2 separate regions of the Homo sapiens genome follow, and region 1 is linked to region 2. A link is a contact called in ENCODE Hi-C or POLR2A ChIA-PET data. All regions are on one chromosome and are shown on one strand. The core of a region is the stretch at or near the end of the contact, and the rest is flanking DNA. Distances in the headings are between cores, read along the strand shown. Region 1 has its middle 51 kb from the start of ATOSA. Region 2 holds the start of CERNA1 (competing endogenous lncRNA 1 for miR-4707-5p and miR-4767).

Region 1 (3,856 bases), core at 455-2,954, 550 kb after region 2:
CTATTTCCTTGAAAACAGAGGTCAGACCGTACACCTCTTCCCTCATGCAGCTCATAGGACAATCCTAGACACAATGTGTGCCGATTTCATGTTTCTGGAATGAGGGAATATAAAATAAAAAACCAAGAGCCAGAAACCTGTTCGCTGTCAGTATTACATTAAAAAGACTGCATGAACCATAGAGTTGACTGTGGATATTAAGTGGTCCAAACATGTTTTAACAACAAAAAGATCACATCTCAGGCCTGATTCCAGGGAGCCCTGGAGTAATGAAAAGACCTTTCATTATTGATCAGAAACACCCCTGAAAGGAAATGAAAATTGAAGGGATCAGATCAGTAATCCTAATTTATTTAGCAAGTTCTGATCTTCCTGAGAAACAAAAAAAATAATAGAAACTAAATTTATCTTGCACTGCCTCAAACCGGAAAGGAAAATACAGTCACCTGTTGTGACTCATTTGCAGTCTATTTTGTAATGGTTTCCAGATTCCTCTTCCAATTAAAAAGCAGGCCAGAAGAACCAAGATTGTTTAGTTAAGTCTGTTTGGTAATAGGTTTTAGACCGTAACTACATAAAGTCACTTACAATAAGGGATCAGAGTCTGTAAATGAATTCTGATTTTAAAAATTAGTGAGATTTCAGGGTTCTGCAATTAATTGGGTCATTTCATTTTGCTGAAGAAATAAAAAGGAATGAAGTGCAAAACAAATATTTAATGGTCATATAGCCACATGGTCATAATAATTTTATTATATTAGGATTTCTTTCTTTTCTCTCTCTCTTCTCTCTTTTTTTTTTTTTTGAGGTGGAGTCTCACTCTGTTGCCAGGCTGGAGTGCAGTGGCGTGATCTCAGCTCACTGCAACCTCTGCCTCCCGGGTTCAAGTGATTCTTGGGGTTTCATTTTTAAAAAGCTAATACATGAATCCCAGTCAGGAAGAAGAGGGACGATGAATAGTTAGGAAGCTGAAGGGGTAGAAAGAGGAGAATGGAGATGTAAAATGCAGAGACCGCAGCAGAGAGGAGTTGGCTTCCAAGGCTACCTTTTTTGAGGTGACTCAGAAATCTGGAAGTAGCCCTCCTCCCTTCCAGCCCCAAAGGGCTTCTTGAGGGGTTCCAACAAGCATTTGGAGTCTGGACAGCTATAAACTGTATATTACCCTGTCCCTGCCTTGCAACTAGGTGTATTCTATATCCATGATACAAGAGAAGCCCATTCTTCATTGACTGAGAGACTGCTAGGAGGTCAGGATTGTTCTTAGACCAGTTTGAACCCCAAAAACCTAAACTGAATTTGATTTAGATTCTTGAATAGGCTCCAGTTTCTGAAAGGATCACATAGCCTTGTAATCAGAATGCTGGTGGTTTCCGAAGCTGTTGCCTTTCTTTTTTAACCAAACTCACCACCTGCTTAAATTTAGCCTTCTTTTCTCTTTATGGAAGGGACAGTTATCTCCAAATGGGTCTAAACTCAAGTTACTTTCTAGCCCAGCAGTTGCTCAGCTGGTAGCTTGTGGGGATATATTTATTTAAGTGAAGTGTCTGCATCCTCTTCTGTTAATCAATTCTGGAAATCAACATCTCTCCACTCCTTCTTTTGGTGAGAGAAAAATCCACCCTCCCCAAATCTGCAAAGACTCTGCATAGCACACATGCTTCAACTTTTGTCCTCTTCTCACAGATGGCATGATCCATTTCCTGTTGACTTGGTTTGTCTCACGCACGTGCCATTAGATCTAATGACTAACGCATGCCACCTTCTGAAGAGAACCTAAATAACCTTCCTGTAATTCTAGTTCTTTTGTAATAGACCCAAATCTGGTTTCTCTTCCTGGTCTACTTAAGGCAAATGCTATGGAGGTAATTTTTCTATCCCCTTGCCAAAGGATGTGAGGGTAAGGTTAGCGACCCACTGCTGCACTGCACTTCTGCTTCAGAAGCAAAAGAAAGACAATAGCCAAAGGGTTACTGGAGAAGCATAATAAATAGTTTTCACTTATTACAGCTTTTATGGTCCAATTCTCCAAGGTGCATAAAACCAGCACATTGAGATAGGGCAAATGAGTCTAAGTGTTATATCGTGGCTTTCTTGTCTCATAGTACACCCCGGAGAATACCTGAAACCCTGCGTTAGCCAACACCAAGGTTAAAAATACCTCTCTCTCCTCTGGCTGGGGGAGAGAGCAGGTTTCACCTTGTCGAGGGACAGTGAAGGCCATAGCCGCACTTTCTTGACTAGGACATTCTCTTGCTGGAGACCTGCCTAAATACAAGTATAGCCCACCATAGAATTTCTCCCAGAAACATGGTCGGCTCCGTCTTGAGCTGTCATCATAACTTCAGAAGAGTTGGGAAGGGCTTTCTTCTAGCAAAAACTACCTCCTCTACCTTAATAGCTAGAGAGTCAGCCACCTGAAATTCTTTTCCTTTTTTCCTTTAAAAAAAAAAAAAAAAGACAGACTCTTGCTATATTGCCCAGGGTGGTCTCGAACTCCTGCTTTCAAGTGATCTTCCCGCCTAGTCCTTCCAAAGTCCTGGGATTACAGATGTGAGCCACCCTACTTGGCCAGCCACCTGAAATTCTATCAGTGACAGATTCCTTTAGCTGAAGTCATGTTCAAATGTAATCCTCCCAAGAATGGTAACATTATACATCAATGCATTAAACAAAACAACCTGTGCTTATTGAAAAAGTCATATGTGCACACGGTAAAACAAAATTCAAATAGTACAAAAGGGTATATAGCTGGGCACAGTGACTCATGCCTGTAATCCCAGCAGTTGGGGAGGCTGAGGCAGGAGGATCACTTGAAGCTAGGAGTTCAAGACCAGGGCAAAAAACAAGGCCCCTGACTCTACAAAAAAAAAAAAATTAGCTCAGCATGGTGGCATGTGCCTATGGTCCCAGCGACTCAGGAGGCTGAAGTGAGCTATGACTCCACCACTGTACTCCAGCCTGTACCGTGGAGTGAGACCCTGTCTCTAAAGAAAAAAAAAAAAAAAGAGTATACATTAAAATTGGTCTTCTTCTTCCCCAGTATCCTCAGTACCCCAGTTATTCCCCATCTCGCCAACCCCCATCCCCCAGCAATCACACTTAGCAGCCTTATCTGGGCTTCCCGAAATATTCTGTACATATTCAGGCATATGTATAATATATACCCCTTTATAGCCCTCCCTCTTTTTGCCTCCTTGCTTTTGCTCCAAGGGTAACTTAGCACTTGGAGAGGGATTTCATCCTTCCCAGCAGCTGCCCTGTGTTCCATGGTCACCACAACAGAGGGTAGAAGCTGGCCTGGCTTAAGGATGATTGAGAGGCTCAATATTTCCTTCAACAAACAAACAAAAAATGCCAAGGCCACCTTAAGGTGGCTTGCTTTAGTAAGAGATAAGCTCATAAAACAGTATTTATTCAATAAAACCTGGCAAAATATTTTAGGAGTAAGTTAAGTTTTGCCAAGAGAAGTGCTTATAAACTTTGAGAGCAAGGTAGACCTTCACATATCCAGGCTTCTTCTACCTGAATTTGTTGCTGCTACTCTTGCTTTTGTCCCTTATGGGTTTAGGGTGCAGGTAGAGACCAGGCAGAGCAGTTGTGAAAGTAGAAGGGGTTGGGCCTTGCCCAGAATGAGGAGTGAGATCAGGATAGCGTTGTAAGTCAAAAATAAAAACAGACAAATCCATTTCCCAAGAGAACACAAGGGAGTTTCCTGTAGAAGCCTGTAACATTCTGATTTCTATACAAAACATTTCATGTTTGTGACTTACTTGATTCTAAGGTTAGAGTTAAGTAGACTCCATTCATATAATGAATAAATAAGTAGGTTTTGTGTTTCATGAGATTAAGATAAATG
Region 2 (3,755 bases), core at 1,136-3,635:
ACTCCGTGTCAAAAAAAAAAAAAAAAGAAAAGAAAAGTAGAGAAATGAGAGAACCTGGCTGGGAGATCAGGAGACATGTCAAAGGGGAAGAGGTCAATACAGTGATAAGAACCTTCAAGAAGCAAAGGCTTTATGCGGGGTAGAAGAGAAGTGGTCTGGAAGCTGCAGGGGAATCAAGAGGGACACAACCACATGACTTCTGGTCTTTCCAGCTCACAAATTCTGACATATGCAGGTAGGGATAGACCCTTCCACTGTGGGTCTAAAATCTGGCCCTAGCTTTTGAGGGCACCACACTCTTGGCAGGACAAAAAAAAGTTTCTTCTTTTGGATTGACTACATTTGCCCCCTGAGGTTCCCTTTGAAAAGCTGCATCTCTGCTCTCTGTCTTAAGGCAACTTACAAATTCACAGAAAACCTGAAAATATCCAGGCATGCAGCCTGCACTATTGAATAAGTGAGTTTCTGGAGAACGCCCTCTGCATGAAGCTCAAAACGGGTTTGGCGAAAATAATCTGAAGTGAGCCTGAGCTGGCACTCTGATTGCCTGGGGGGAATCCGGGTCCCAACACTTAGCAGGGGACCTTCGGTAAGTCCTTTAATTCTTTGTGCCTCAGTTTCCTCATCTGTCAAATGGAGAAATTAGATGACCTATGAATACTTTTCACCATGTTGGCCAGGCTGGTCTCAAACTGGGAGAAGGATTTCTGGGAAAACTTTTGCTTTGCTTTCTTGATAGGGAGCAAAGAGAGATTGGTGTCCATATTCCCCCTTCTTCCTGCCTTGGATACAGAAGTGATGTTTGGAGCTGTGGCAATCATATTATAATCATGGGGCAAATGCCACTGCTCTAAGGTGTGGAGAAGAAAGGCAGAAGGAGCCTGGGTCCCTTGGTGGGGGGTGCATGGTGCAGCTGAACAACAGCAGGTGATCATCCACCTTTGCTCTTGTTATGTAAGAAAAGTAACTCTCAATTTGCATAACTACATTATTTGGGGTTTACAGTTAGTGATTGCTGGACAGGATTTCTAAGCTTAGAGTGCCTCCTATTTAAAGAAGACCCCTAGGAAAGCACAGCACACGCTAGATCCAGGTCATCCACTTCTCTTAAGTGATCTTCAGAGATCAAAAGGTAAAGGCCCTAGCACGAACCCCATTTTTCCATTCCACATAGAATGTAAAGGGTGGCATCGATTAGGAATGGCAGGAGAACAACGTCAAGGTGTGCAGGAGGGCACCGTGGGAGGTGCTCAGCAAAGGGGAGATGCCACCCTCAGAGCTCAAAAGTGAGCAGATACAACCACTTCCCCAAGCCTGGCCCCCAGCCCAAGCTCTGCTGAGGAGGAGCCCTCTGACAAAGTAAAGGAACGCTGTTTTGGCCAAGAGCCGCTGAACCTGGCTATTTAATCGCTCACTCATAAAAATCACAGAGCCAGTTCTGAATTACGGTGGTGGTGGTGAAGAATGCAAGTTTAAGATCGCTATGGCTTTTTTATGCCAATCCACCACATCGATCCAAAAGCTTTTTAAACAGCCTTAAACGAACTGAACGGTTGAATTTAGTGAGCTCCTCCGTTTCCCTTCTCTCTCCGTCATCCAGCTCCCCGCCCCAAGGATAGGGGAGAGGTTGGAAAAATGAGCTTTGAAATTGCAGTCTCATAAAAGCAAAACTGAGAAAAGATACAACAGTGATGGAGAAAGCCAGACGGGCATTAAAAAACAAAACAGGAGTCTCTCCTAGGCCGCGCCTACACGGGCTCGCCGCGCTCGCTCGTCACCACCGACACCCCACCCCCTGCCCTCCGCATGGGAGGGGCAAGAACGCGATCCGTTCGCAGCTTCCAGGCAGGTGATGAGGATAGCTAGTCCCGCGGTCCTCCGCTAGCTGGCGGCGGGGGTCGGCCAGGTGCCCGGACCCTCCGAGGGCCCCACCGCCGCGCGTCCCGGGGATCGGGACCGCTACCCGCGCCTCACCTGCGCGCCCGGGCCCCAGGGCCCTGCTCCCGGGCGGTGGCGCGGGCCTGGCTCCCGTCGCAGCCACGACCGCCCCCACCGCCCCCGCCGTCCCCGCCCGGGAAGTGGCGAGCCGGTCCGGCTTGCCCCGCCCGCCTCCCGGCCCGCACTCACGCTCCACATCGTGCAGCTTGGCTCGCTCCTCCTCCAGCTTGCCCTTGAGGCTCTCGGCCTCGCTCTTCAGCGACGCCAGCGTCTCGTTCTCGTGCAGCCCCTCGGTTGCCATCTTCGCGCGGGGACGCAGCGGAGAGGGAAGCGGAGAGCGGGAATGCGCTGAGCCGCGGCGGGCGCCGCTCCAGCAGCCGTCCCCGGCCCCGAGCACCGCCCCGCGGCCCCGCCCTCCGCGATGACGCCAGCAGCTGCGGGCCCGGCTGCTGCGCCTGAGCCCCAAGACCCCGCACCTGGGCGCGCGCTCTGGCGCAGTGCCTGGTGCGATGTCCGCGTCAGCCTCTCTCCTCCGGGAGAGGCAGGGAGTGTGACGCCCATTTTACCAGCGGGCAAACTGTGGCTTAGGGATGCTGGGTGATTTGCCCGAGGACGCACACAGAGGGAAGGGCCAAGCCGGGATTCCAACTCGGGACTCCCCGCTTCTGGGGAGACCGGTGAGGCCCCCGCGACATGGCCCTCCCATCCCCAAGCCTCTCGTGCAGATCTCCGCTCTGTGGGACTTGATTGCGGGCTGCGGGCCCGTGGCTCCTGCAGGCAGAGAGAGGACGGGAGAGGAGACGGCTACGAGGCTTGGCCGCAGGTAGCTACGGTGCTCCCCCAACAAGGAACCGGAAACCCTCTTCGTTTGTTGATCTAAATATACAAAAATAAAACTAGTTGCTGGGTTCTCAGACGGAGTCTCTGCGGCATTAGGAGGCCCACCCTTATTTTCTCTTTTCTTCACGCAGGAATCAGGTCCCTGGCCTGGGGGCGGCAAAAGGAGATGGCGGTGGGTCAAGTGGGCGCGCAGGCTCAGACCTGGGGCTTCTGAGCCCACGCCCAGGCATCTCGGACCTCTCACTTCTGAGGCCACCTCCTGCCCTTTAGAATGAAGGGCTGGCACAGTTCTGCCAGGATGCACGTTTAGCGACTTCTGTCAGACTGAAGCATCCCCTCTCCGCAAGCGCCTGAAGTGTGAGAGGCACTGTTCTAAGTGCTTTAATTTGCACTTGTTTAATCCTCACAGGAGTCAACTTGAATGGGCACACTTATTCCCACTTTACAGAAGAGGAAACTGGGGCACAGAAAGACTGAGTAATTGCTCAGGGGGCATGCTCCAAGAAAGAGGGAGAGACAGGATTTGGACCCAGACAGGCTGGCTCCCTAGTGCTCTGGACTTTGGTGTGGATGATCCAACTCAAGCCTTCTCCTTTTTCCCTCCTATGTGATCTTGCATGCGTTTGTGCAGAGAATGAGAAGGCAGATCAAAGTTACAGATGCTGCGAGAACATCGCCAAGCAGAATCTTGGGTGCTGTCCCCACCTCTCTGTACCTGCTCCCTCCCAGAGAAGCCAGCCTCCACTTGCTGTCCCGGGCCTTCTCTATCTGAGAAAAGTTGAAGGTACTCGATGTTAATCTGTACATAGTTGTTTTGCAGGTTAGAGTCTGGGATCCTCCGTTTCCTTATCTGGAAAAGCTTCTTCATAGGATCTGCTTCATAGGATTGTTATGAGAATTAAGTAAGATGGTGTGGGCCGGGTGCGGTGGTTCACACCTGTAATCCCAACACTTCGGGAGGCCAAGGTGGGTGTATC

Evidence for each region. Hi-C counts contacts between places; a loop is a spot of excess contacts on that map. ChIA-PET counts read pairs that join two places held with the same protein, here RNA polymerase II (POLR2A). Pooled maps may share reads with other maps.
Region 1: a map of B cell shows a loop between it and region 2 (12-fold over the local background). The contact joins the enhancer-like site here to the promoter of CERNA1 in region 2. A Hi-C loop is called at or near these places in 8 of 168 maps with a recorded cell type or tissue (B cell, CD4-positive, alpha-beta memory T cell, GM12878 and 5 more), 2 of 37 single-sample maps with no recorded cell type and 16 of 50 pooled maps. POLR2A ChIA-PET finds 5 or more read pairs at or near these places in 6 of 52 experiments (AG04449, CD4-positive, alpha-beta memory T cell, GM12878 and 3 more).

What each region holds. Positions count from the first base shown.
Region 1 is chr15:52,728,632-52,732,487 of GRCh38, forward strand. No RefSeq gene overlaps it. Among named protein-coding and RNA genes, the nearest start is that of ATOSA, 51 kb to the left of the region's middle. Within about 2 kb of position 1,705, at least 5 of the 41 ENCODE cell types and tissues checked have a DNase peak (open chromatin) inside an H3K27ac peak, as active enhancers do; they include endothelial cell of umbilical vein, where a contact is called at or near this core.
Region 2 is chr15:52,177,641-52,181,395 of GRCh38, forward strand. CERNA1 (competing endogenous lncRNA 1 for miR-4707-5p and miR-4767) reads left to right here and starts at 2,386. Exons shown (of 3, transcript NR_102751.1): 1 at 2,386-2,761; 2 at 3,410-3,562. GNB5 (G protein subunit beta 5) reads right to left here. Exons shown (of 13, transcript NM_016194.4): 3 at 2,128-2,239. RefSeq lists a silencer at 1,797-2,456 and enhancers at 2,502-3,003, 2,827-2,916.